Linked DNA regions of Homo sapiens: region 2 is linked to region 1. Evidence: chromatin loops called from intact Hi-C (ENCODE). Cell type or tissue: OCI-LY7. All regions are shown on one strand. Each heading gives the region's core, and the rest is flanking DNA. Links, peaks and the distances in the headings are about the cores only.

Region 1 (6,299 bases), core at 772-5,771:
CCACAATTTTTCATTTTTAAAACTGGGGAATCATTAGAAATCACCAATGATATGTATAGTTAATTGAAATGCTGGGCTAAAACAATATTACTAATAAATAACTCAATGACACATGGCTAAAATGAACTCATATGCAGACTGTAATTATAAGTCATAATTAATCACATGCAGAGGTTATCTCCACTGTAAAGTAAATAAGTGTCTCACTCAGAGCTGATTTGTTAAAATACTATCTGGAAAGCCAATAAATATTCATTATACATATTAAACACAAAATTCTGCCAGTGGAAGATTACCCCTTTCAAGGTCACTTGTTTGGAAGAGCACAAAGATGAGGCAGCAAAGATACACTTATTCAGGTCTTTGTTAGCCAAGGTTTTTGACCTCTGGCAAATTCCTGACTTCGCTCTGTCCCATTTGGAAAATAGAATTTTGTATTCACTGACTCCTTTTGCTTTATAAGCATATTGTAAGCATAAAGTGCAAATAGCTCAATGAAAATAGCGGGGAAACATAAAATCTCTGTAAATATTAGGTATTCATGTTTTATGATTTCTAGCAGTTTTCAAATATTTTATTTGATGTGTAACATTAAATACTTCTCAAGTATTTTCACCCTATGAAAGCCACACAAATAAGAAGGTCCTTGATATGGTTAGGTTTTGCGTCCCCACCCAAATCTCATCTTGAATTATAGTCCCCATAATCCTGATGTGTCAAGGGAGAGACCAGGTGGAGGTAATTGAATCATGAGGGCAGTTTCTCCCACACTGTTCTCATGATAGTGAGTGAGTTCTCTTAAGATGTGATGGTTTTATAAGGGGTTCTTCCCTCTTTGCTAGGTACTTCTCCTTCCTGCCACCTTGTGAATAAGGTGCCTTGCTTCTTTTCACCTTTTGCTGTGATTGTAAGTTTCCTGAGGACTCCTCAGCCATGCTGAGCTGTGAGTCAATTAAACCTCTTTCCTTTATAAATTACCCAGTGTCAGGTAGTATTTTTATAGCAGGGTGAAAACGGACTAATACAGTCCTATCACAGGTTAATGGAAGATACCTAGGTCTGCATACACTTAACTTCATATATATGTGTATATATATATGAATATATACATATTTGTGAATATATACACATACATATTTTAGAGTTGTGCTCTGTCACCCAGGCTAGAATGTAGTGGCATGATCATAGCTCAGTGTAACCTTGAACTCCTGGACTGAAGGGATTCTCCCATCTCAGCCTTTCGAGTAGTTGGTACCATAGGCACGTGCCACTATGCTGGTTGATGTTTTATTTATTAATTTTTTTATGTAGAGATGGGGTCTTGCTAGCTTGTCTAGGCTGGTCTTGAACTCCTAGTCTCAAGTGATCCTTCCACCTGGCATCCTAAAGCACTGATATTACAAGTCTGAGTTGCATATATTGAGACATGTAGTTGTTAGGCACAATGAGATTTTTGTAGGTCAGCACAACCCACTTGTATAGTGGAAATCACCTAAAGTTTTGTCTCACAAATCCATCACTAAGCCAGAGAGATCATTTAAATATATTTGGACCAGGAAGTTCAATACACTTCACCATATAATTTATGTAGTGTTAAATATGACAGATGATTTTATATAGAATGAAAAATAAATTTCATTTTTAAATGCTGGCAGTAAATTCAAGTACCTATTTAATTTCACAATGCATTTATTTCATCTTTTACCTTCCTAGAAATAGGTAGGTAATGCTCTTTGAGATTGATATGTACATTTCTGTCACCAAGATGCAAGTCTTAAGGTTGGAGCCCAACTCCCTGGCATTTATTTGAACAGAACTTCAGCAGCAGCTCTGACCTGATCATCAGCTGTGGTTACTTCTGTAAATCATGGTTTGGCAACAGCTCTGCACCTTCTTGCCGATGCCAGAACATCTTGGCCAGTGGCCAATTGATTAAGCACTAGTGAATCCCTGGGGTGTGGGGCTATTTCAAAACCTAGAACTGTGAAATATTTTATCTTCCTATGTTAAGAGTTTAGGAAAAACTTGAGGTATTTTTTTAAAGTTCCCATAGTTAATATCCTGAGGATCATAGTCCTCAGATCTTTATTTGTTAATATCATTCATTGTATGTAAAATATTCCAACAGAAAAGATTCCCTTGTGAAAAAAAATGTTCTTAGTTAAACACACACATACACAGAAACACACACACACACACACACACACACACACAGTGTGCCTATCATTTGTTGGTGATTTTCATGGTTTAACATTTTTTTTTACCGAATCTTTTTTTTTAAAGAGAATTCCTAGACTCTGGGATGTATATGTTAAAGTCTATTAGTCTTATCTTTTTTTCCAATCACTGTTTACATGGATTGTAAAACATAGACCCTGATAGTGCATGCTAGCAAATGGAGCAATAGTTTGGGTGATAATATGTTACAAGATGGAAGTGGTTAACATTGAGTTATGGGAGAAGAGATATTAAAAACTGAAAGAGATCCAAGTCAGGCACCCAGGAAAAAATAGGTAGGCCAATGCCAGTAATACAATTTCATAACTTAGGAAGGGTCAAGGTCCAGAATCAGGCCAGCAGGAGACATCAACACTTAAGCAAGGGCATGTATCAGAGCCAGGACCTTGAGGGCAGTGCAATATCAGACCAAGAGGAATGGAGACAAATAAGGGAATCTAAGGAAATTTTGTCTATTCCTTCATTAACCCTGCCTCCTCCACATTTACTAGTTTCCTCTAACATAACTAACACTCTGAGAGTTTGCACTTAGGGTTCCTTAGTCTCTGATTTTATACTTAGCATAAAGTATGCCTTGCATCAAAGCACATTTAATTTAATGTAATTTAGTGAATAAATGAATAAAGAAATAATAAAAGTGGACCCAATGAGCAAAAGAGTGTAAACATTTTGGAAAGATAGATTTTGCTAAATTCCCTTTTTACATGGTTTTTATAGATTTGTATTCTCATCAGTAGAGTATAAAAGGATTCCCTGAATAGTGCTTCTATAACATTGAGGATTAGTTTTAAATCTTAGACAATCTGATTAATTAAAAAAATTAGTTATTCCTTTAATGTTCATTTCCTTGAAACCTGTGAGGCAAAATAAATTTACCTTTGACAATGTTTCTTCTTTTATGATTTGTCTCTGCACAACCCACCTTTTTTGTGAATGTCTGTCTTGGGTTCACCCGAAGCTGTTATGAGGCTAGGATATGAAAATAAGCAGTTAATTTGGTTGCTAATCCTGACAAACGCTGGTAGGAGAATGGGGAAATGAAACGAGGACAGAAGAAATCCCCTAAGTGTGCATTTTGAACAGATTGTCAGCACAGACAGGTGAACTTTAATCCCATTACAGAACTGAGAAATTCAGAGTTATCCCATCTGCAGGACTAGAGAGCTGGGCTCATTACTTACTCTTGTTATTCCTTGGCTGGGGGTTGCAAGAAGAGGTGACTTTTACCAGATGAAATGGAGAAAGCCCTTGGGCAAAGAGATGCAGGTGCTGGCCTTTGGAATTGTTCAAATTTCACTGAAATGGTTTTGGCTGAGAGGATAAGGTAAAATGCCGAGGTTTCTCTTACAAGATAATTTAGTTTTTCCCTCATCAATGAGTGAAATCATTTTAACTTCAAGTTTATTTACTGTCATTATTTTTCCTACCAATGAACTTTTTAGTTTCCACCTGGTTATTCCTTTTTTTTAAACATATACATATATATAGATGAGTTCTCACTATGTTGCCTAGGCTGGTTTTGAACTCCTGAGCTCAAGTGATCCTCCTGCCTCGGCCTCCCAAAATGCTAGGATTACAGGTATGAGCCATCAGGCCTGGCCTGTTAATTTCTTTATGAATTTTAATGGAACATTTTGAAATAATGCATTCTTTTTCTCTCATATTTTGTTCATTACATTTAACAACTTCCTTCTTGAAAAGACCTGTTGAATATTTATGTTTTAAGTTAGTTTTTTTAATATTCAGTTTTATAATTTACCTATAATTGATATGGTAGAGGTATGGTTACCTTTTATTTTCAAAATACTCAGACAACTAAGACAAAACATTTTATAATAATATATTTCTTCTATATTGTTTTGAGATAATTTTTAACCTATATATTTTTTAAATGTTTATATAAATGATAGAATGCCTTCTTCCATAATAACTTTTTTTCCAATTGTTTTCTATCATTGCCTACATTTTTCTTCATGCCTCAAGTTCTAGGTAAAATTTAGAATGATTTTGTTAATATAAAGTATCATTGAGATTTTGCTAGACATTGCTCACCCCAATATTAGACTCACACAATAATTTAGCGAGAACTCCCATCTTTTTATTTCTTCTTTTCATCTCCATAGAATCATATCTTTCTTTATGACATCAGTAAAGCTTTTCTTCTGTAGTGTCTTTCTAGGCTTTTTCATATCATATTTTCGTAAATAGAATCTTTTGGGGCTTAAGGCGAGAGGTAAAATATTTTGTGAGATGCCGTGGAAAAAGATAGGGTGAAGGAGAGCCTGGTGTTTCTCTTGGATAATGGTCCATGGTGTTGTGAACAGGAGTGGTGAAAACAGAAATGGAAGGAGCTGTTGCCTTGGGTAATTCTGAGACAAAGACCCACAGCCAGGTATGTTTTTGTTCTAGTGACAGCATGCAACTGAGAGAGAGTGGGGAGGGTCTGTGCATCCCCAATCCTGGCTGACCTCTCTGCAACGCGGGCTCCTGGGAGTTAACATCTAGAAGATCTGTTGCCCTGAGGGACAGAGTCTGTGGCCAGGAAATAAGTCATGATGTGGAGTGGTGCCTTCAAGGGGCTACAAGAGGGGTGGCAGTAGTATTGGATGCAGAAGTTAAGAGAAAGTACTAAAGCAACAAGGTTGGAAGGTTAAGAGCAGTTATTATTAGCTGGGGAGGTTCTGTACTATAACATGAACAATTATTTTTTACTGGGTTTTGGACGAACAGTATTTATCATGTCCTGAAAGGGTGCTTATTCCAAAACAGCTTAGGAACTTTTAATCTAAGGGCAGCTCTCTGGGTAGACATAATAAGATAATGGCCTTCATGCTGACATTTGAGGGGTATTTTAATTTTTTAATTTTTTATTTTTTAGAGATTGGAGTCTCACTGTGCTGCCCAGGCTGGCCTCCAACTCCTGGGTTCAAACAATCCTCCCTCCTGAGCCTCCCAAGTGGCTGAGATTACAGGCATGTGTCATGCACCTGGCTCGAGGGGTATTTTAAAATTTTCTGCCAGTGCCAATAGAAGTTGTCTACTTTCCCCTTCCCTACTCAGGAATTTCCTGTCATTCTACTTATAGAAAAGAAACAGGAGAAGAATAATCACAATCAAGTTAGTAGCATCACAATCAAATAAAAATTAAAGCCAGTTAATAAAAATTAATATAAGCTAATGAATGAATATCTTCCAAAGAGAAGGACATTCAGTGAGATGCTGTACAATGCAGCAAATATTTCTTGCATGCCTGTTGGGTATTAAGCATTCGTCTAGGAATGGTCTGATTTTTTTTAACTCTCTTTCAAAAAAGAAATAAGCATTTTTCCTTTCATCATGGGTCATCACAGGTAATGCAAAATAAATTTCTCTGTACAATATCCCTTAGCAACTCCCTAGCAACATTCAAATGAGCAAGCTTTTACCAACGGGGTTCACAGGACAAAATTTTAAGAAAAAGTAGCCTTTTTTTGCCACTAAATCTTTAATTTTAAATGTTTTACAAGAGAAATAATGTTTCATATGAAGGTTTAAATTATTAATTATCAAGTGCTCCTTTCCATATTAACATCTAGCATAATATTGTGAACAATAAAAGTCTGTTGAATAGAATCTTATTAAATATAGTAAGTCTGGGAAAATCTGGAAGAAACATTACTCTTCTTCTCTTGAGGTTCATGATGTCATTTTCTCTCCTTTTCCTCATAGATGACACTTATCTAATTTCTAATTGTTCCATCTAATTAATTGGAGATTTGACTGCCTGAATAGATTCTTGCCCTCTACCTAGGAAAATTTAATGTTCTTGTTTATAAATCATCTACTACAATAGCTTGGAACTCCATTTACATGGTTTTCTCTCTGTGCTTCAGCTTCAGGCTTTAAAAACTAATGAAATAACTAATTAATTAACTAATCTAATGAAACAAAAACATCCTGAAACTTTTCCTCATTTTCTATGTCACTAATATTAAATGTCCACATTTTAGACTCTGACGATGGCCTCCTCTTCTTCTAAAATTACTAATGCTCATGCTATGGATTGCATGTCTATATCCCTC
Region 2 (5,000 bases), core at 1-5,000, 330 kb before region 1:
CCCTCCCATTTCCATTTTGGAAGCAGCTTCTCTGCAGCTCCCTGACACATGAGCTAACTGTTCAGTGTTGCAGCTCACACCCAGGTCCTCTGATCTGTGTTCACCTGGATTCTTAGGCAGACCAAGTTTCAAATCTCACATCTCCATTTCTTGGATTGAATTCACATCCCCCGGTTACTCCTGCTTCTTTGCATTCTTCAACCTGTCCATTTCCAACATTCATTCCTGCTTTCCTTTGTGTTTCAACCCTGATTCAGCCTTGTTTCATTGTTCCTAGAACCAAAATCCTGGCTCCTGGAACCCCATCCATTGCTTCTTTCAGCTAACTGGCTCGTTTCACAACAGCCTAAATAAGCAACGCCCTATGAATGGTTGTACAAAACAAAGAGATAGCACCTAACGAAGCACAGATCACCAGTAAGGGAGGCTTCTCACATTAGCATGGAAGATTCAAGAAGAAAAAACTGACTTGAACAATAATAGTACAACACAATATAAAATAATGTATATTAGAGATATGTTAAAGCTATTCAGATTATATCCTCTACTTATAGTTTTCATTTTTATTTTCCTATTAAAGTGCTAATAGGTACTTTAAAGATAAGAGGATGAATTTTCATGGGTATCCAGTTTTCCAAATATTTTGAAATCCTGCAGATTAATGACCCATAAACCAGTAACAACTTAAAAACAACAAATCACATTTATTTAAATATGTTCATATATTTTTATGACTGTGCAGATGATTGATATAGTAATTCAACTTAAGTCTGTTTTTAATCTTTCTAAATTAGGACACATAATTTAGGAAGGAAATGATCTCTTTATTGACTTCCTTTGCACTAGAGATCATACTGAAGAATTTTAGTTAAAAAAAGAATAAAATAAAAATAGAAAGGCAGTTAAAAAGAAAACCATCAACTGCAGACCACCACACACATTTCAAAAATTAAGGGAAGAAGTTCTACTTGATGATCTAACATGACAATTTCACTTTTCCTTAAGCTTTTTTCATAACACAACTTCAGTCTCTCAATTGTATGTTGTTTGTGATAAGTGGCATTTCTCAGACAATACACTTGAAAATTAGATTAATAAGGGAAACTTTCAAAACAACTAAAAATTCTACATAAAATATACAGCTTCAAATAGCATTTGAAAAAAACCCAGAATATACAGACTAGTCCATCTGGGTCAAGAGGGTATAAAATCTGGGTTGCATAATTCTTAGGAAGTCACAGAGCTCTGGATAGGTATTTGAGATTACTGTAAAATTAAACCATTTCTAAATTTTCTTTCGATTCAGAAATGACTTGAGTTCAAGATCTACATAATCATCACAAAAACAGATATGATAAGTATCTGCAACGATCACTTTTTTCTTCTTTCACTACAATTTATGAGTATATCCAAAAATTTAAAAGAAGTTATTGCTTTCTTCTTTAACTTTAGGTCTCATCTTTATTTGTTGGGCATTTTGTCAACTGAATTGCTCCTTCCCTCATCACTATTCAAATGAATAGGCTCTGAAGCCAGTCTAGGGATGTTGGTTTAAGATTTTTTTTTCTTTTCTTTTTTTTTTTTTTTTTTTTGAGTCAGAGTCTTGCTCTGTTTCCCAGGCTGGGGTGCAGTGGCACGATCTCGGCTCACTGCAACCTCTGCTTCCTGGGTTCAAGTGATTCTTCTGCCTTAGCCTCCCGAGTAGCTGGGACTACAGGCACGTGCCACCACGGCCGGCTAATTTTTTGTATTTTTAGTCGAGATGGGGTTTCACCGTGTTAGTCAGGATGGTCTCCATCTCCTGACCTTGTGATCCACTTGCCTTGGCCTCCCAAAGTGCTGGGATTACAGGCATAAGCCATCATGCCCGGCCGGTTTAGATTTTAGAAAGCTTAGATGAATGTGCTGGGCACGGTACAATGAGGCTGTGAGTGGGTTTCAGCTAAACTCTGCTTAGACTGGGTAGAAAAAAAACCATGGTATTTCTGAAATAAACTGTATTGACACATAGAAAGATCTGGGACCCCAAGCACTCAGCTTAATGCAGTTCAGAAGTCTGTCTCCTAGGTGGTTCTGTTACCAAAAAAAGATTCCCAGGAGAAAAGCGTGACCTGTAGTCCAGTGACTTCGACTGCTGAAGGCACTAGAAAGACAATTTCAGTGTCCCTTTTCCCTTGTCCTTGGAAATGGAAATATTTTACTTAGTTTTAATAACACTACACAACACTTGTAACTTTGGCAACACTTGTAACTTGTAACTGTTCAAGTTACACAACACAACACTTGTAACTGTTCAGAATGCACAGTACCAAACTGAATTCTAATAAGCAATCTTAACGCAGGATAGGTATTATTATAAGCATTTTACAGAAGAGGAAACTGAGGTTCAGAGTGATTTAAGTAACTTGCCCAAGGTCATATAGATGGCAGGTGAGAGCGGCAGGGAGAACGACTTCCTCAGGATATCTGTTTCAAATCCTAGTGCTCTAATTACTCGTTGCACTTTCTTGGATTCCAAAATGAAAAGCACATCTCAGGATAATACTTAAGGATGGATCAAACAATCCTGTACTCAATACAAGAGACAACCTGTGAAAGTAGATATGCCTATCTTAGGCAGACCAAAAGCAGGCAACTGTAGCACGGACATCCCCAGTGCCTTCTGTCGTCGAAGAAAGCTAATCACTGTATGAATGATCTTAATTAAATTTGAATGCATTGCTAACTGAATGCTGTGGGAAAATACCGCGTCCTTACTGGCCGCTCTTCCCATAGTACTCAGTAGCAATACATTCAAATTCAATTAAGATAATTCATAGAGTGATTAGCTTCATTATATGGTGAGACTCTGGGGACTGTCCTCTTGCCAACACTGTATGAGTGGTCTCGGTAAGATAGACACGTTCTTCTGTGCATTTTCTCTTTTAGTGGACACAAGAAATAACTCTCAGGGTGACATAATCCATGCTACTTCTAAATTCCATTGAGATAAATACAGCAGGGAAATTATGTTTTGGGGACAAGACTCAAGTTAAAAATAATCTCAAACCAGGCAATATTTTGAAACAGTTATTCTCCTTAACAGGCTGACAAGGCTCTTTTGGAGTCAGTAGGGAAGATATATCTGACCAGTGGGGAGGAAGTGGTTAGGTCCAGGCTCTTATTTCTGACCAATGGGGAGAAAGAGGTCAGGTCCAGGACTCTGCATATTCCAGTTATGAAATACCCAGTGGAAAGATTAGAGCTACATTTAATGTGAACAAGGGTAGGGGCTCAACTGCATGTATTCACCAATGGCAGACACACACTCCTGAGATAGAAACTGAACAAACAACAACACAGTACCAACCCTCTGAGCAGACCTCTAATAAACTCTATTCATATCAAGTTACCGTCAACTAATTGTTAGTATAAAGAGGGCCTCTATTCATTGAGAGGCAACGTACTTATTCATATTTATAAAGAGCCTATATATATGCATGTGTGTGCATATATATATATATAATATTTTTGAAAAGCCATCTCTGTTTCTATATTAAAGATGTTTCTATGAACAAAAAGATCTTTCACCCCTAGAACTGTGGTTTTCATATGGGTGATCAGTGATCACCCTCCCGGAGACGTTTAGCAATGTTTGGAGATGTTCTTGGTCATCACAACTGGGGAGGGATTGCCACTGGCATTAAATGGATAGAAGCCAGGAATTTGCTAACCATCCTACACGGTACAGGATAGCCCCCCACAGAAAAGAATTCTCAGACCCCAAATGACAATAGCGCTGAGGTTGAGAAACCCTGCTCCGAAAAAGGCAAGCAAAGCCAGATCCACCATGTGAAATGAACATTCTTCTAAAATAAGCTACCCAGGAATATTGCCGCAACCATTTAACATACAAAGTGGGCCCTTCACTTTACATGAAAGTCACTGAAGTGCTCTAACAATCAGCTCTGATATTCAACTGTCAGTAGTTTATAGAACTGTAAAGTTCTATACATTCTACAGTTTATAGATCTGTAAAGTTCTGTAATAAGTACAGGTTTTCAAGCTCTCATTTTGTTTGCAAACAATAAGGCAGAAATATTTTTAACAGCAAAACAAAACCAAATCTTTTTAACCTTTAAAACCTTTAAAAGTATCACTTTTTAAAGTCCTCCTTGGCTCTATTAATCAAATGCTTATTTACTTTTTCTTTCATATTTTGGATTGCTCTTTCTAAGAATTTTAAAATAAATAATTAGTGGCATATGATAAAATAGAGCAATGACAATTTTTTAAAAATACAACCATATACATGTCATCAACTGAGTCCTTAGGCAATTAGAGGCTTTTCTTTAATAAAGAGAATAACTTCTTCAGAAATTTTAATTTGTACCATAATACTAAGATCACCTTAAATTCCAAATATTATAGTAATGTTTTAATGATTAAATTCTCTATTAATATATTTTACAAGAGTTACATGCGGTTTGAGAACAGCGTGACTTCAAAAATAATGATGGAAGTAAAAGAGAATATTTAGGACCCAAATGGAATCTTCTGTTCCATATAAGACTTCACCCAGCAGCCTCTGCTAGAATACCACTGTAGAGCTAATCATTTTTGAAAGAAAGGATTGAAGGAAAGATGGAAAGCAAAACATTGACATTTGGATACCTACAGAACTAAATCTGTGGATTTCTTCTTGGTTTACTCTCCTCACAGTTCGTCTCTTCTTCCAAAATTCACTGGGCTCCCGTTTAAAAACCTTCCCTCGAAAACTCATCGTATTGCTATAATTTGAGTCACAAAATATTTCAAAATATCAATGTCGTTAAACTCTTCTCTTCTGAAGCGTCACCAGGCTGAACAAATCTTTCTTCTTGGTAAAAAGGGAAATGCTCATGCTACATGAATGTAACTCAACAGAAAGGAAAGGAAAGCTGTCAAGTTACCACTTCCTGTGAGTAACTAACTACCAGCTGTTCAGATACTGCTTTTGTGCATATATCCTCCCTCTTCAC

Evidence for each region. Peaks named below come from ENCODE experiments on the same cell type or tissue, not always from the same donor. Only the 100,000 strongest peaks of a DNase experiment are listed, where the experiment ranks them.
Region 2: a loop joins it to region 1, with 21 times the contacts of the local background. A loop is called at or near these places in 3 of 110 quality-filtered maps.

The regions. Positions count from the first base shown.
Region 1 is chr2:225,273,075-225,279,373 of GRCh38, forward strand. No RefSeq gene overlaps it. Among named protein-coding and RNA genes, the nearest start is that of NYAP2, 120 kb to the right of the region's middle. In OCI-LY7, for the core only: no CTCF peak of the experiment used is centred there; DNase peaks (open chromatin) are centred at 1,877 and 3,277; H3K4me3 peaks cover 3,297 bases; H3K27ac peaks cover 4,192 bases.
Region 2 is chr2:224,942,190-224,947,189 of GRCh38, forward strand. The region is part of intron 1 of DOCK10 (dedicator of cytokinesis 10); the gene reads right to left. Among named protein-coding and RNA genes, the nearest start is that of MIR4439, 66 kb to the right of the region's middle. RefSeq lists an enhancer at 1,793-1,922. In OCI-LY7, for the core only: no CTCF peak of the experiment used is centred there; a DNase peak (open chromatin) is centred at 4,932; H3K4me3 peaks cover 3,995 bases; H3K27ac peaks cover 3,084 bases.